Regions from separate parts of the Homo sapiens genome. Here regions 1 and 3 are each linked to region 2. A link is a loop called in an ENCODE intact Hi-C map of the cell type or tissue named here. Cell type or tissue: Caco-2. All regions are shown on one strand.

Region 1 (5,000 bases), 200 kb after region 2:
AATGGTACCCAAGATTCCTATCTCCTGGCTATTCAATCAGACACGAATCTATGTACTGCTGTGAAGGGACTTTGCAGATGTAGTTAAGCTTAAGAACTTCAAAATAGAGGGAGGGGCCTGAATTACCCAGGTGGGCCCAATCTAACCACTTGAGCCCTGAGAATCAGAGAAATTTCTTCAGCTGGAGTCAAAGAGATGCAGCAGAAGAGGAAAGCAGGAGAGATGAGGCAAAAGGGGAAGTCAAAGAGATTCAAAGCCTGAGAAAGGCTAGACTTTCCCTTGATGGCTTTGAAGGCGGCCATGAGCCAAGGAATATAGGCAGCCTTTAGAAGTTGAGAAAGACTTTGACTGACAAGCAAAAAGGAGATGGAGGCCTGAGTCTTATAATCACATGGAACTGAATTTGGCCAACAACTGAAATGAGTTTGGATGTGGATTCTTCCTAGAGACTCTTGATAAAAGCCCTGCAGCCTGACACTTTGCTTTCAGCCTTCTGAGAATTGGAGCAAAAGAAGCAACAAAGACCGCTGGACTTCTGACCTACAGAACTGTGAGTTGATAGATTTGTGTTGTTTTCAGCAGCTAAGTTTGTGGTAATTTGTTATGGTAGCAATAAAAAACTGTAAGAACAATAAACAGGAAAAAGAAGCAAAATATTTGCTAGTAGAATGTAAATGCTAAGGAGTAAAAATACAGCAAACAAGGTATTAAACGAGAGAAGAAATGGTATTTTAGGTAGGATTTCCAGGAAGGCCTTACTGAGAAGATTACTTTTGAGAAAGGACCTGAAGACCATGCAGGAGCAAGTCATGAGGATATTGTGGGAAAGGCTTTTCCATGCAGAGAGAGCAGTAAGAGCAAAGGCCCTGAGGCCGGAGCAGGTTTGTTTGATGTGTGAGAGGAGCAGCAGGGAGGCCAGTATGGTGAGGGCAGAGTGACTTTGGGAAAGAGTGTAGGAGATGAGGTAGAGAGAGAATGGGAGTCAATTTTCTGAAGGCCTTATCAGTCGTAGCAAAGGCTGTTGCATTTATTCTGAGTGACAGGAGCTGTGGGAGGGTTTTAAGCAAGGGAGGGAGTAATAGGATTTGCCTTGTGCCTCAGCAGGGTCACTCCAGCTTGTGTATTGAGAATAGACTGCAGGAGGCATGAGTAGAACCAGGGACATCAGCTAGAAGGCTACTGCAAAAATCCAAACAGGAGATGGTGTTGGCTTGAACTTCGATCTGGGTAGTCAGAGTGGTGAGAAATGGTCATAGTTGACTCATTTTGAAAGTAGAGCTGATAGGATTTGCTGAATGACCAGTGGTAGAGGATGTGGGTTAGGGAGAAAGAGCATCTTTCACAACTCTTTCCTAAAATGCAAAGTCAAGATTACAGAATGGAGTGATCAAAAAAAAGGGAAGTTGCCCAATGTTTTGGAATTTTAAAAATTATTTCATTATATATTTGTTTGGTGAACTTATTCGGTAGATTTAATTGCATGTGTGTAATTCTGGAATGTCCATGTCGTGATTTGGTTCCCTTGGCAACTGCCCAGAGGTGCTGGAGTGTAAGGTGTAAGGGCTCCCCACAGGACTCTCTGCATGCCTTCAGGGATGATCGAAGCTGCCAAACCCTCAGACCCAGTACTGCCCCCGCAGAAGGTCTCAGGGGTGTTCCCCAAATAACACAGAAATGAGTCAAATGCCTCACAAAGTGGAGTAGACAGAGTTGTGACCAAAAAAATAAAACACAGGCAGAGCAAGTTTTAAACAGTTTGGAAACTCAAGAGCTGGAACACAGTAGTAAGGTGGAAATGTCAGATAATATGAAACTTTTTAACCTGGAGAAGTAAAGTCACCGGCATGGTTTGATAACTTGACTGAGTATGCAAAGCATTACAGCTCAATAAATGGTGGCAGCTCTCCCCTTATCTACAGGAGATAACCCGAGGGATTTAGGTCAGCTATAAGGCAGAGCTTATTTGCGGCAAAGATTATTAAATAATGGAAGGAGTGCCTGAAGAATCTCCAGAGGCGTTTTTCAATACCTCAGGGACATATTTTGACACGGTAGTGCTGGACTTCTCCACAAGATGGCAATCACGGGTTGACTCCAATTTTTGTTTTGATAAAAATATCTATAAAGTTTACTTTGGCAGGAAAAAGTAAAGAACCGTGACTTATGCTTCGCTGTCATATTTTGTATTATATTATCTATGGATGAGTTATATTTTTCCAACCCACCATCTCCACTTATGGAGTTTTAAAACATATTATTTTGTAAGGCTGGGGGAGGCATGTTGCAATATTGGAGTGGCAAATCTCTCTCTCTGTTCTCACATCCCAACATCAGGATATTGATCTTCTTTTTGGAAACATTGCGAAACAAAGTTTCACATGCCTTACAAGTCTGAAATGAGGTATGTCCTAAAACCTGGTAAATAGAAGAAAGTTGGTTAGAAACCTAGATGTCTCCTCAAACAAGAAATTATGATTTTGGTTAAGGGATATGGAAATAGTGCATTTTGCAAAATGATCTTAAAGGATTATTGCTGCTTTAAGAAGCAAGAATTTTTATTCTTTATATTTGAAATGGAATATCTTTAATTTAAAATTCAGAGGACAAATGCCCTCTTCTTTTTTTTCTAAAAAGAAATTAACTACTACTACTCATCTTGTGTAGACGTTATAAAGCTTCAGGTCATGTACTCAAAGGTACCTGCTGAAACTTTATTCATTTATAACAACTGTATTCTCTATTTTGTACCTCTATTTTGCCTGATGGCCAAAAAGAAACATGTTCATTATCCGCATATTAATTCAGAATTTCGTCTCCCTTCTTTCTCCCTGGAATTAGTTCTGGATGTAGAAACAGCCTCTGGATGGCAGGGAGGATATCTGGTTCTGGTATTTGTGCATGTGGTGTCTCTGACATGGACATTCATATATTTGGGCCAGGAGCATGGCCAGTCCTCCGTGCTGGCATCCACTGAAAATCATGCGGTTCTCACTGCTTTCCTTGTCGCATAAACTGTTATCTGCCTCCTAGTATGGCATCCCCTCACTACAACCACAAAGCCAATGTCCATGATCTTTCATTGGCGTAGGATGATATTCCATGCTACTCAGAGACCTGCTGAGAGCCGCTGGTCTGGTGCAGTGTGCTCTACTGGGCTGCCTCTCACTGCAGTGTCTACTGTGACACTGCTGTTTTCCAGCCTGCACAGTTGGGTTGCTGTATGTGTTGCAGCTGACAGGCATTTGGGTCCTGCCTTTATAACCTCCACCTGAGGACTTGAGGTTTGTGATGTCAGGAATACAGGTCTCTCTGATGCTTTTTTTGTTTTCCCCACTTCTCTCTACCTCTGTCCTTCATTGCGTAATACAGATATCTACACTGTAAGATCTGTATGTCAGTTTCAGCTACTGGCTCATCAGTTAGAAAATCCAGAAGACAGTGTATGTATGTATAGGCAGGGTGTTTGATTTGTCTGTCTTAATGTATCTGAAGAATAGTTGGCAAACCAGTGTTGATGCAGCACACTTTGGGGTGGCAGGGGGGAGGGTGAGAAAAAGCATAAGTTACGGACGATAGCTAAGATACACTAGGATAGATCCAGGATCCTCCAGCTACTAGCTGTGTGAGACCTTGAATAAGTCACTTAACCCAACTGAGATTAGGTTTCCTGATCTATGGTCTAGAAAGCACCATATGAGATTCGAAAGATGTATTTGATATCAATTTGTGAAAAGTAAATGTATATTATACCTTTTTCCTGTTTAATTTAAAACTATGTAGGTAAGAGCTAAATTAGGACAGAAGTATTTAAAGCCTTGATTTCTTTTTTCTAAACTCTGAGGTTTAGGGGTATATGAGCAGGTTTGTTATATAGATAAACTGTGTCACAGGGGTTTGGTGTACAAATTATTTCATCACCTGGGCACTAAGCTTAGTATTCAATAGTTATTTTTTCTGATCCTCTCCCTCCTCCCGTTCTTTACCCTCAAGTATACCCTGGTGTTTGTTGTTCTCCTTTTTGTGTCCATGTGTTCTCACCATTTAGCTCCCACTTATCAATGAGAACATTCAGTATTTGTTTTTCTGTTCCTATGTTAGTTTGCTAAGGATAATGGCCTCCAGCTCCATCCATGTTCCTGCAAAGGACATGATCTCCTTGTTTTTATGTAAAGCCTTGATTTCAGTAACTTAATTTTATAAGGCAGTTTATGTACAGTTGATACATGGTTTGAAAGAAGTATATAAAATTTGCTCATTTTCAATGGCCTGAATATAAAAATTATGTGTATAAATAAACTCAAGATGTCCCATATTATTCTACATATAAAATTAATGTCATAAAACTACCATGTTGGAAAAATATACACTTTTTACTTTGGCTAGGCGTACTATCAAATCCCTCTTCATTAATAAGGGTTTTAAAAGAGAGAATAAAGAAGAGTTAAAGGGAAACATGGATAAATTTAGGCAGAATGAATGAACAAATGTTATTGGAAACACTGAAAAAATTATTTCAGATGGCATTGTAGATGTCAGAGGGTTTTCAATACAAGTATTTAAGTTGACATGAATTGCAGATGGCTAATAATACATCAGAATAATTAAATTATAGATTGCAAATAGCACTTATGTGGGTAACTTCCCAGTTGTTCTTTACACAGTATTTGGTGCAAAACTCTCCTCCTCTGGGCTTGAAAATGTCAACTTAGGTTTCATAAAATATGCCAAAGGGGAATTTCATGTGTGCTTTGCAATATGCTGGTTTCTACCGCAGTTCCCTTCCCACTGTGGTTATGTATCACATGTGTACTTCCCTCCGTGAGTGCATTGGAGCTGCAGTGGTGAGGGAGAGAGTTGCCTGCCCAGCTTGATATAAGTGACAGCTCAACGGGGTTTCACTGGATCATTTATAAAGTTTTAGATGGTGGTCACTGCCAGCTCAGAAGATAATTATAATAAGTGAATTTTGTCTGGAAGCCAGAGAAAGAAAATCTATCTGG
Region 2 (5,000 bases):
TAGGAAGAGGAATGAGAGTTTTCTCAGCTTCTAGGACCCCTAGGAATAAGCATAAAACAGCTTTGCCCCTTCCTTTGACTCCCAGATACCTGTGTTTCAACTGGTGCTCATCAGATTCCCTGTTCTGTGGCTCAGGTCTCAGGAGACAGTGTTGTGCTCTAGAGAAGGAGAGGCTGTATCCTGGCCAGGGGGCTTTGGGGGAAGTGTTTGAGCCTCAGGTGAGAAGGCATTGATCTAAAGCTTGCCCATAGTTCCTTAAATCCTAGATAAAGATGAAGCTAGGGGTAAATGATGGCTAGAAATGGCAAGGCCAAAGTGTAGGACAGAGAGCAAATTGAGGGCAGAGCCAAGAGAACAGGGGGGTACGCAAACAGTCAAGGAGGGAGCACAGGGAAAGACGCTATGAAAAGCCAGAGCATTATTTCAGTCCACCTGGTGGCCATGAAACATGCTCTGAGAACAGTGGTTCTCAACAGGGGTAATTTTGCCCCAGGATCATTCGGCAATGTTGGAATATGCTTTGGTTGTCACAACTGGGGATGACAGGAGCGTAAAAGGCATCTAATGGGTAGAGGCCAGGGGTGTTGTTAAGAATCCTAAAATGGACTGGTAAGCCCCCCACTACAAAGAATTTTTGAACCTAAGGTGTTAATAGTCCTGAGACTGAGAAGTCCTGTCTTACCAAGTCAGCATACAGCCCCATGTTAACATTAAGGCTGGAGAAATTCCCATTGCTTACACATGGTTTTCTTTGTGATCGTTCCAGCTGGTCATTCCTTTCTGGGCTGAGCCTTGGCAGTGCATCCCGCATTTGGGACTGTGCCTGCTTGGATTGGTTGGATGTTGTTTCAAGATGTCACACCAGTGTCATGCTGGCCAGAGATGATCCTGACAACCATCCCTGCTCCAGGTGATATTAGGAGCGCCCCGGTCTATACTCTGGTTTACCTGTTTGTGTCTGACCCTCTCCAGCTCTCATCTGCTGACCACCAACTCTCCCCTTGCCTCCTGCATAACCTCCCTTTGCTTTATTTGTTTCTGAGATGACCATCCGCTTAACAGTGTCAGAGCTGACACTGATGTGGCCCAACCTCGCCCCCTATCGGATGTGGAAATTGAATTTCCTCTGGAGTGTTCTTGCCCAAGGTTGTACCATCTCTCCTATAACACAGCCTCAGTTATTTGAGAACCACAATGAGGCTCAGAACTCCGACTTTTGTGTTCACTAAGTATCTTCTCTCTCTGCGACGTGCCAGAACTGATGAGTGAGGGTTGGAGCTATGCTCTTCCTGTAAACTCTCCAAACTTTATTTGCCTAACTTCTGATGAAATGTTTGTATTTGAACCCTGCTGTGAAGATAGATATATACTTTAAAAGCCTATTGAAAAACACTGTGGAAAATCAAAATGTCCTGTGGAGAGAAGACACTTCTACTTCCATGAGAAAAGGAGGAAGCGTTGTGCAGAGCGGGTAGTGAGGGGTCTGTGGTTTTATCGACATCCTGACACGGATTGAGGGAAGTGCCAACATAGCTCTCCTAACTTCCCCCGGGAGGGCCCATCAATCGAAATGAGCTCTTGTGCATGTGATTCAGATGTCACTGAGTTTTCTGGTCTCATTCTTTTCTTGGAAGGAAGGAGGGCTCCAAAACTGGGGATAGGTTATCCGTGCTCTGAGTCTGAGAAGGGGATTTGGGGGAGGCTTAAGGTAGAAACAAAAGATCTCAGTTTTGCCATCCAAATCAACCCATGGCCAGATCAGATTTAGGGTAAGAAATCTATTTTTGTGCTTTGGACATTTCCCTCATCTAATTGTGTGTGTGTGTGTGTGAGAGAGAGAGAGAGAAAGAAAGAAAGAGAGAGAGAAAGAGAGAGAGTGTGTAAGCAAGCGCACCTTGGAAAAATTTGAATATTGCCAAGTACAGGGGGAAAGATTTTTTTCTTTTTAAACTTAGGTCAGATAACTAGGACACCAGAGTGCCCTGAAGGGTGGGGCTGGGGGGAGTAGCAGGCCTTCCTTAGTATCCTTGCACGGGAAGGGGTCTTGGGCATGTCTGGCTCTTTGGATGGTGCATTTTCACATTGTATTCATTTCCACAGGTTTGAGCTGTGCCTTTTTCGGCTTCAATCAGCAGAAATAGATTTTTTTTTCTTTTTTCTGGTGAATAGTTGACAATGTAGGGGAAGTCAAGTTTTATAGGCTTTACTCTGTATCTCCACACGTGCCTGTTTTTCCCATACAGGATACTTCAACTTATGAATAGGCTATGTTCCAGAAGTTTATTTTGGATCAGGTTTCTGAACCTGAACAGCATGTTAATGGGCTTCCAGGGGCTACTGAAGTTCCCGAGAGTGCGAGCAAAATTTTGCATGTTGTGTGCACAGTGCGTATTTTCTGGTGAGGAAATCCACAGCTGGTATTGAGTTCTGAAAGGAGGCTTTGATTCCCTGGTGTTAGAAACACTGGTAATCAGCTGTTTGGAGCTTTTAATGCATGATTCAGAAATGGACTCTGCCCCAAGAAGCTGAAAGCCTAGCGAGGGAGATAAGACACAAACATAAATAGCTCTAAAGGTTTGACAAAGTGTTCTGGACGTTTTGAGACAAAGGGATGACTTTGGGCATCAGGCAGCAAAACGGCTGCTTTTTTCAGAGAGAATCAGGTGTATGCATAAGACCGTATGAAGGGCGTGACTTTAAAGAAAAGGGGCCCATTCATACGTGAGACATTTACAAATTCGTTATTTGTAAACCTTTGCCTTGATTTGAAGATAGCCAAATGGTGTCTATGGCCACAAACACATTCTTTGCCAAATATAAACAACTTCAAAATAAAAAGCGATGCTGATTTTACTGTTTTCTCCTTTAGACCACATCAGTCTCATTTAAGAATACGTTAAAAGCAGACGTTGGATTTCACTTTTTGGCACTGTAACTGGACGTGCTATCATAAAGTCATATCTAGGCAATGAATGGAATGTTTTTCCTTTTTTTCAGTCACAGCACGCCTGGAAATTGGAAACAAAAGCAGAATGTCCCTGAGGTCCCCTTCTATTTATTCCTCCTGAGGTCCCCTTCTGTTTATTCCTCCTGTAGTCTAGCTTGAAGTGACATTCTCTGACCACTAGATGGCACTCCTGCATAGGCGAGCCGAGCCCGGACTTACCCGGTTTACTAAGGGCGGGGCTGCAGTCCCCCATGACTCCTGAAAGTGATGGCTGAGCCTGATAAATGAACTCACGGAGGCAGAAACTCAAATAGAGTTGTGTAAAAGAGACTTTCATGAAATCAAATCGATGATATTTGCGATGACAAAATGCAGGAACTGCTTGTCTGCTTTTCACATTTACATTTTTAAAAATTTGAGATGCTTCCGGCATGACTGTCGCTGGGCCCTAGGTACGATAGATAAATTAATATACACAAAAATGAATTCTCGCCTTCCTTCAAAACTGGCTGTTCTTTTACATTTCCGTTTTTCTTAGCGGGACCGCCTGTTTTCCAGGTTCCAGAGCTGAGTGTTTTCTGTGCTACATCTTTGATTTTTCTCTCTTCCTCTCCCCTATTGTACCATCACGTCCTGTAGTTTGTTTCTTTAAGGTATCCTCTGGGTCCCCTGTTTCCTCTTCCATTCCAGTGTCATAAAACCTCTGCAGTATTTAAAAGTATATAATACAATTATTTAAACGATCATAAAACCTCTGTGGCATTTAAAAGTACATAATACAATTATTTAAATGGTAAATAAAATTATTTAATAAAATTACTTAAATAGTAATTACATCAAGGTTAATTCAGTAGCCTTTTAGATGAACTTTAAAAATCATTTTCAGTAAGGAAAACTGTCACAGCCTCTAAAATATAGTTTATTCAATCATTTACTCATTGATTAATTTCATCTACTCCTTTAACAAATTTCATGAGCTCCTCTTCAGATACTGTTTTAGAGGCTGTGTCAGACTAGGAAGGATTCCTTAAAGATAATGGAAGTGGGTTACTACCCTCAAGGAGTTCCTGTGCCACTTCTGTACTCAAGAATATATGAGTCTGTAGGACCTCTGGGGAAGGGAGGAGTGACTTGTCATGTCGTGAGCTGCCTTGAATGGAGTGAAATTTTCCATTGTTGATCTGTCTATACTTGCTGTTTTGTGGCTAGCAAACTGATTTGCTGTAACCTTGTCTGCTTCTCCAACATCATAGGTAAACAATAAATATATGTGGAATGAATAAGTAAATAAAAAGACATGACTGCAAATTATTCCGTAATTTTCATCACGATAATCCCAAATAGTTTAATAATATGGAAACCTTGCAAAACATTAGTCTTTAAATATTTGTCGAAATTTCCTTAGATAGCTCTGATTATTTCCAAGAAAAAAAATTGAGAATAAAACAATAAACATCTATGTATGCTGCTTTTTCAAATTATAACATTTTGTCATATTTGCTTCAGTTATTAAATAATTTAGTTTGTATTTTGATCGGATTCTATGTGCATGGAAAGAACAAAATTGTTAAAAACATATAATTGGTATAATAAACAATACCACCTGAATCCCCCTTGTCATAATTTCTTGCTCGTCAGAGGCAACCCATTTCAAATATGTTGCTATTTGCTTATTGGACTTATAATGCTATTTACTGATTTTTTTAGTTTTGATTCTCTACTATGGAATATGAGGATATAGGTGTTTTCATCCCTCTACTACTATCTATAAAATACTTGGAACCTCCCAAATTATTAACTATTTGAAATTCACATTTAAGTGGGTGCCCTGTATTTTTATTTGCTAAATCTTATAACCATAATCCCTAACCATACACATGAATACTTCCTGCTGAAACCTTTAAATTTAGTTACATTTCACTTTCAGCTTAATCACTCTTTGATCGTCTATGTTCTGAGGATCATGCAAATGCTAATCATTGTTGAGCCAGGTAACATATAAAATATCACTCATTTTGCTTCCTATTTTTTGTTTTTGTTTTCTTGGATTGAA
Region 3 (5,000 bases), 190 kb after region 2:
TTTGTTCTTCCAAGAGGTAAGAAAAGCGACATTCGTCTGTCTAATTTTACATTTTACCAACTAAGTCAGGCAATCAGAAATGGGCTTTACTTGTGTGGAACAAAAAGTATCTCAGAAGAAGGAGGAGAAGGAGGACAGCAGCAGCAGCAGCAGGAGGAGGAGGAGAAGGAGGAGGAACTATCCTTTATTATTTTTTAAGGATCCACCTTGGTTCCAGGCATCATGCTGGCCACTTGACATGTTATCTTTAATTCCTAAAACATCCTGCAAGGTATGAATTATTATTCCAGTTTTGCAGATGAGGAAAACCAGTATTGGAAAGGATACTTGCCTTGTTCTTGCCACACAGCTGTAAGTGGTAGGAGCAGAGAACTCACACCAAGGTCTGGCTTCAAAAGCTTTGTCTTTCATCAGGCAGGGCTGCCCTAACTCTTGATCGATCAGCATGTGATCAAGGACATTTTACATAATCTAAACTCCTTTTTATTTCATTCATTTCTCATAAGTCTCAAGACTATTTATTAAATTCCTAACCTTCTTTGTTAGAAAGATTGTAGCTAGACCGAAGAATCAGAAAAAAATTTAGATTATATCAAAGATGTATCTAATTTTCACTACATTCTGAGTAGCTAAAAGTGTAGATGTTGAATTAATATTTTATAATATATTACCAAGTATATAATGCGTAATAAAACACATACATATTCCAAGCAGAGAATAGATGGGTACCTTTCCTTATATTTTAGCTCACCATATTCAGCTCACATATTTTTAAATAATTTATCTCCAACTTCTAAAAATATGGCCTTTATTCCTTGATCTTAATCCTGTTTTTCATTCATAGGAAAGTGCTATTTTTATGGGCCAGTGAAGCTTATATACCATTGAGTGACATTTAGATACTACAGTTATTTCTGTGTGAGGAGAATTAATCTCTTCAAGAAGGAAACTCAGAGTCCTTCCCTCTGTTGCCAGGCCCATCGCAGAATATCTCCAGTTATGTTTTCTGTTGAGAGAGCACAGCCTTCAATAGTGTTTTAAAATTTAAATGTGAAAAAGTTTTAAGAGCCAATGTAATATTTTGTTTGTTGAACCACTTTTGTATCATATTTTGTGACAGTTAATTAACAAATATGTATAAATGTTTTTATGTATAAATTAATTTTTATTAGAAATTAATGGTACTTGTGTCAGGATTGTGAAAGTATTGAGTGTGAAAGTATGTGAGCAAGTGAGTAAAAATTTCTGCAGTTGGAAATGAATGAAAAATCTGCTGGAATATGTTTATGAAAAGGGAATTATAGCTTTTGCACTGATTTAAAATTTTAAGGATCAAGTAACTGAGTTTGATTCTTTTTAAACATTGATTTGATTTTTACAATTTAGTTTTATTTTCAGTCCTGTCTCCAGTAATCATTTCATTTTCTTTCTTTCTTTTTTTAAGGAGAGCTCTCTGACTTTTTTCTTTCTTCAGGCAGTGGAACACAGGCTGGTTAAAAGTACAATTTTTCTTCCTTTATCTGCCATTCTCCTTTCTTCCCTCCTGCCCTTCTTGAAGCTTTATTCCTTGGTTCCTCTGCAACAATACATCCATTACTGATGGCTAAACAGACCAAGTATAAACAACACTGAGAACGTTCTCAGTTTGGCTTTTTTTTTTCCTTTGGTCTTTTTTTAGTCTGGCCTTTGGCAAAGGTTCATGACAGTAAATTGCTGTATGAAAAATGTTAGTTTGGTCACTGGTTGGTAATTGGGAGTGGACTTGAACGCATGGTCTTGGTTCAGATTTCCATAGTGAGGAGAGGTCACTGTCCCAGTTGGAAAGAAATTAGCCTTGAGCTCCCGAGTCCTCTGCTGTCAGGACCCCCTGGGATTGCTTTGTCTGCGTATTTACCTTTTGGTATCAATTTTATACATGTGATCACTAAGCTTTGTTTGAAAATGTGATATAACTGAGGTGGTAAGATTAACAAAATGGAAGGCAGAATGAGAAAAACGAGAAAGATCAGTTTTGGTAGTGAAAACCCCAAAGAAAGCTTAAGTCCAGCACGAACCAGATTTTCTTGTTGGTATTCAGCTTTTAGGTAAATGACAGAAGTAGGATGTTTGAAGCAAAGAGTGGAAGAAGATGATGGAAACAATCCTAATCATTAAAGCAAGCGACAAAAACAGCAGAATAGGCGAGTGGGCCTCTGTGTCAGGAGCAGGTGAGGCTAATATATCAGTTCCTGACAGTTGGATACATCAGGTTGCACAAATTACAGGCTTTTACCGAGTGAATTTTGGAGCAAGCTTAAGGTTTTAATATGAATTCCTTCTGGTGACAATTATCAGAAGGAACTGTGTTACACATTGTGAAAAGAGGGCACAGATCTCAGGTCACTGAATGCTCAGCCTTTTAGTTGTGCTTGGATCATCTTGTGTAGCAAAATGCACGGCTGATTTAAACGACAAAATGGAGGCAGACGTTTTTAGAGAAAGAAAGGGGAGGTGTGCACAAGCTCTTTAGACTTTACTTTTGCGTAGGTATCATGGGAAAACAGATAGCTAGGCCAAAGAAACATACACAAACAACACATTCTATTTACATCTGTGTCCTTTAAAAACGCAATTACTTTATAATCAGTTATTCTTTTAGCAGGAGAATTTTTACATTGCCAGCTCCCCACCTCTCCAGATGACAAAAATAATCAGCTTCTTTCCTCAGTTTCAGTGATTAAGCATATGTGGAATTTTTCGATATGTTAAATTTTAATTTCTTTGTTGTGATTGTTTTATGACTTTGAAGGTTACTTTAAAGCATTTTGTATTTGATTTCCTAACAGTTTAATAGAGTATCTGTACCTTACAAGGAGACTAATCAAGTGAAAGATGTTGTTGTATGAGAAATAGGAGAGGGCATAAAATGGGGTAACCCATAGCTGATTTTCCTTATCATTGGAAGAACAAAAGGAATGACTTTAATGAAAAAGAAAAAAAAATAATGAAATAAATACCAGGCACACTTAGAAATGGTGTTATGGGAATGTAGCCGTGTGTGTGTGTACGTGTGTGTAGCCGTGTGTGTGCGTGGGTGTGTGTGTATGTGTGAGAGAGACAGAGAGAGAGATTGAGGGAGGGAGGTATTTTATGAGGATATCATTGGCTTAAACATACGTGGTTTCAAGGATCCCAGGATTCCATTCTTTCTACCTTGAGACTTTGTTCTAAAGTTTTCCTTTGTGCTCTTTTTGTTTAGTTGACATATTTTCTTTTCTAGTTGGTTTCTTATAAGCCCTTCACAGTTTTTTAGTATTTTTCTGCACATGTACAGTAAGTAGGATATGTTCAGTGTGTTTTTAATTTTTTAAATGTTGAATTTAAGGTGGGCCAGGGAGCTTCCAGTCCTTGCTAATGAAGCTTAAGCTACATTTCCCACAGGGTTTCAGACATTGCGTTCTGGCATATGAGTCTCTAGGAATCAACTTGCATTGGGAAAAAGCTACTTCCCAGTAAAGAGTCAGTGCTTCAGATGTGCTCTAAAAACAACGTTCAATGCTCAGTGGTGAGGGTTAATGTAATGTCAGTCAGCTTTGTGACTTTCCTTACTACTTTCTTGCAAGTAAAATATTAGAAACATGAAACAGCTCTGTTTTGGTATGGATATAACACAGCACCACACATAGGGGAAGTGGATATTTTTGTATCTTTGGACAGAACCCAGCATGGTTTGGTGTATCCAGGCATTCCAGAAAACAGCACAGCTGTGGCATATTCATGGTTCAGCCTCCCAGAAAGGACACAGTTCCCATGTGGACAAGACTAGGTTAGGGTAGCAGCCAGCTTCCAGGCCCAGCAGAACAAGCATTGGAGGCACTACCATCTGTGAGAGATGTGCTTGGTACCTTTGGGAGTTCCATAAAACATCACTCTTGGCATAGAAGTCAGAGCTCTGATTGTCAAGAGATTACATGATGCAGCAGCAGTTGACATAAGCCTTGGGGCAAATCAGCTCATAAGAGATTCAGGCCAATTGTTGGCCTAGCACCTTATAAGGCTTTGGTGCTGCACAGTGTCTTCTGTGCCAGGGATGTCAGGCACCAGGCTGGGCCACATAGACCATAGACACAGATGCCACTAAAGAGAGTGGGGGCAGGGGAGGAGGAAAAGACAGATACCTGTGGTGGTCATGAAGGCTCAATTCTAAACCTATGCAACTTTTCCTGGGGACTGCTCAAAATAATTGGGGGTGGGCATGGGGTGGGGTGGTGATTAGGATGCTACATGTCAGGCAGTAATGGGTGAGCCCTAGGGTAAAAAATACTCTTTTTTAAGTGTAATTTTACCACCATCTACCTCATTTTTTGTCTTCTCACTTCTACTTCTACTGCTTATCAGCCTGGAAAGAAAGGCCCAGTGAAATATGTCACGTGCAACATTGATCACTTGGCCTTACTTATATTTTTGGGCGGAAACAGGCACAAAATCCCTTGCAGCTGGGCTACAGTATCAGGAACACTGAAAAAAAGTTACTGCTTTGAAGTTTTTAATTTCTTACATAGGACTCACTTTCTGCCTTTGATACTACACTTGAGTCTAAACAAATATTTACTTAAATAACCAGTTAATAGATTTTTGGAAATATTTAAAAACATATTGCTTTGCAGTTTTAGTCAAATTTAAGTACAGTAGGGTGGAGAAAATACCTTATTCACTATTTTTTCTTCCAAAGACTGGCATAATACTCAATGTTAGGTGTTGAGAGACCTTCAACTTTAGGCAGTATTTATTAATTTGATCCATATAAAACATAAAGGCAACTTCTTATCTTTTTTTCAGGAATTATAGTTTTGTTAGACTTAGAAATATTACTGAAATATTCTCCTTTAAATCGAAGAAGTCCTGTAAGATAAATTATTACTTAGAGAGAACATTATAACTTTGTCATAAAGATAGGATAAGAATTAACTAATTATCCTCTCTTTTCTGAAGACTGTTTCTCATGGCAGGGGAAGATCAAA

The links. Peaks named below come from ENCODE experiments on the same cell type or tissue, not always from the same donor. Only the 100,000 strongest peaks of a DNase experiment are listed, where the experiment ranks them.
Region 1: it touches region 2 in a loop (8-fold over the local background); 13 of 110 quality-filtered maps call a loop at or near these places.
Region 3: a loop joins it to region 2, with 8 times the contacts of the local background. A loop is called at or near these places in 13 of 110 quality-filtered maps.

Annotation. Positions count from the first base shown.
Region 1 is chr6:104,322,861-104,327,860 of GRCh38, reverse strand. No RefSeq gene overlaps it. Among named protein-coding and RNA genes, the nearest start is that of HACE1, 530 kb to the left of the region's middle. In Caco-2, a CTCF peak has its summit at 2,079 (motif pointing right); no DNase peak of the experiment used is centred here.
Region 2 is chr6:104,524,043-104,529,042 of GRCh38, reverse strand. It overlaps LOC105377918 (a long non-coding RNA gene), which reads left to right and starts at 1,571. Exons shown (of 5, transcript XR_001744272.2): 1 at 1,571-1,769. In Caco-2, CTCF peaks have their summits at 2,920 and 3,120 (motif pointing right); a DNase peak (open chromatin) is centred at 3,162; H3K4me3 peaks cover 586 bases.
Region 3 is chr6:104,332,630-104,337,629 of GRCh38, reverse strand. It overlaps LOC102724443 (a long non-coding RNA gene), which reads left to right. Exons shown (of 3, transcript XR_942829.2): 3 at 1-1,112. Among named protein-coding and RNA genes, the nearest start is that of HACE1, 520 kb to the left of the region's middle. In Caco-2, no CTCF peak of the experiment used is centred here; no DNase peak of the experiment used is centred here.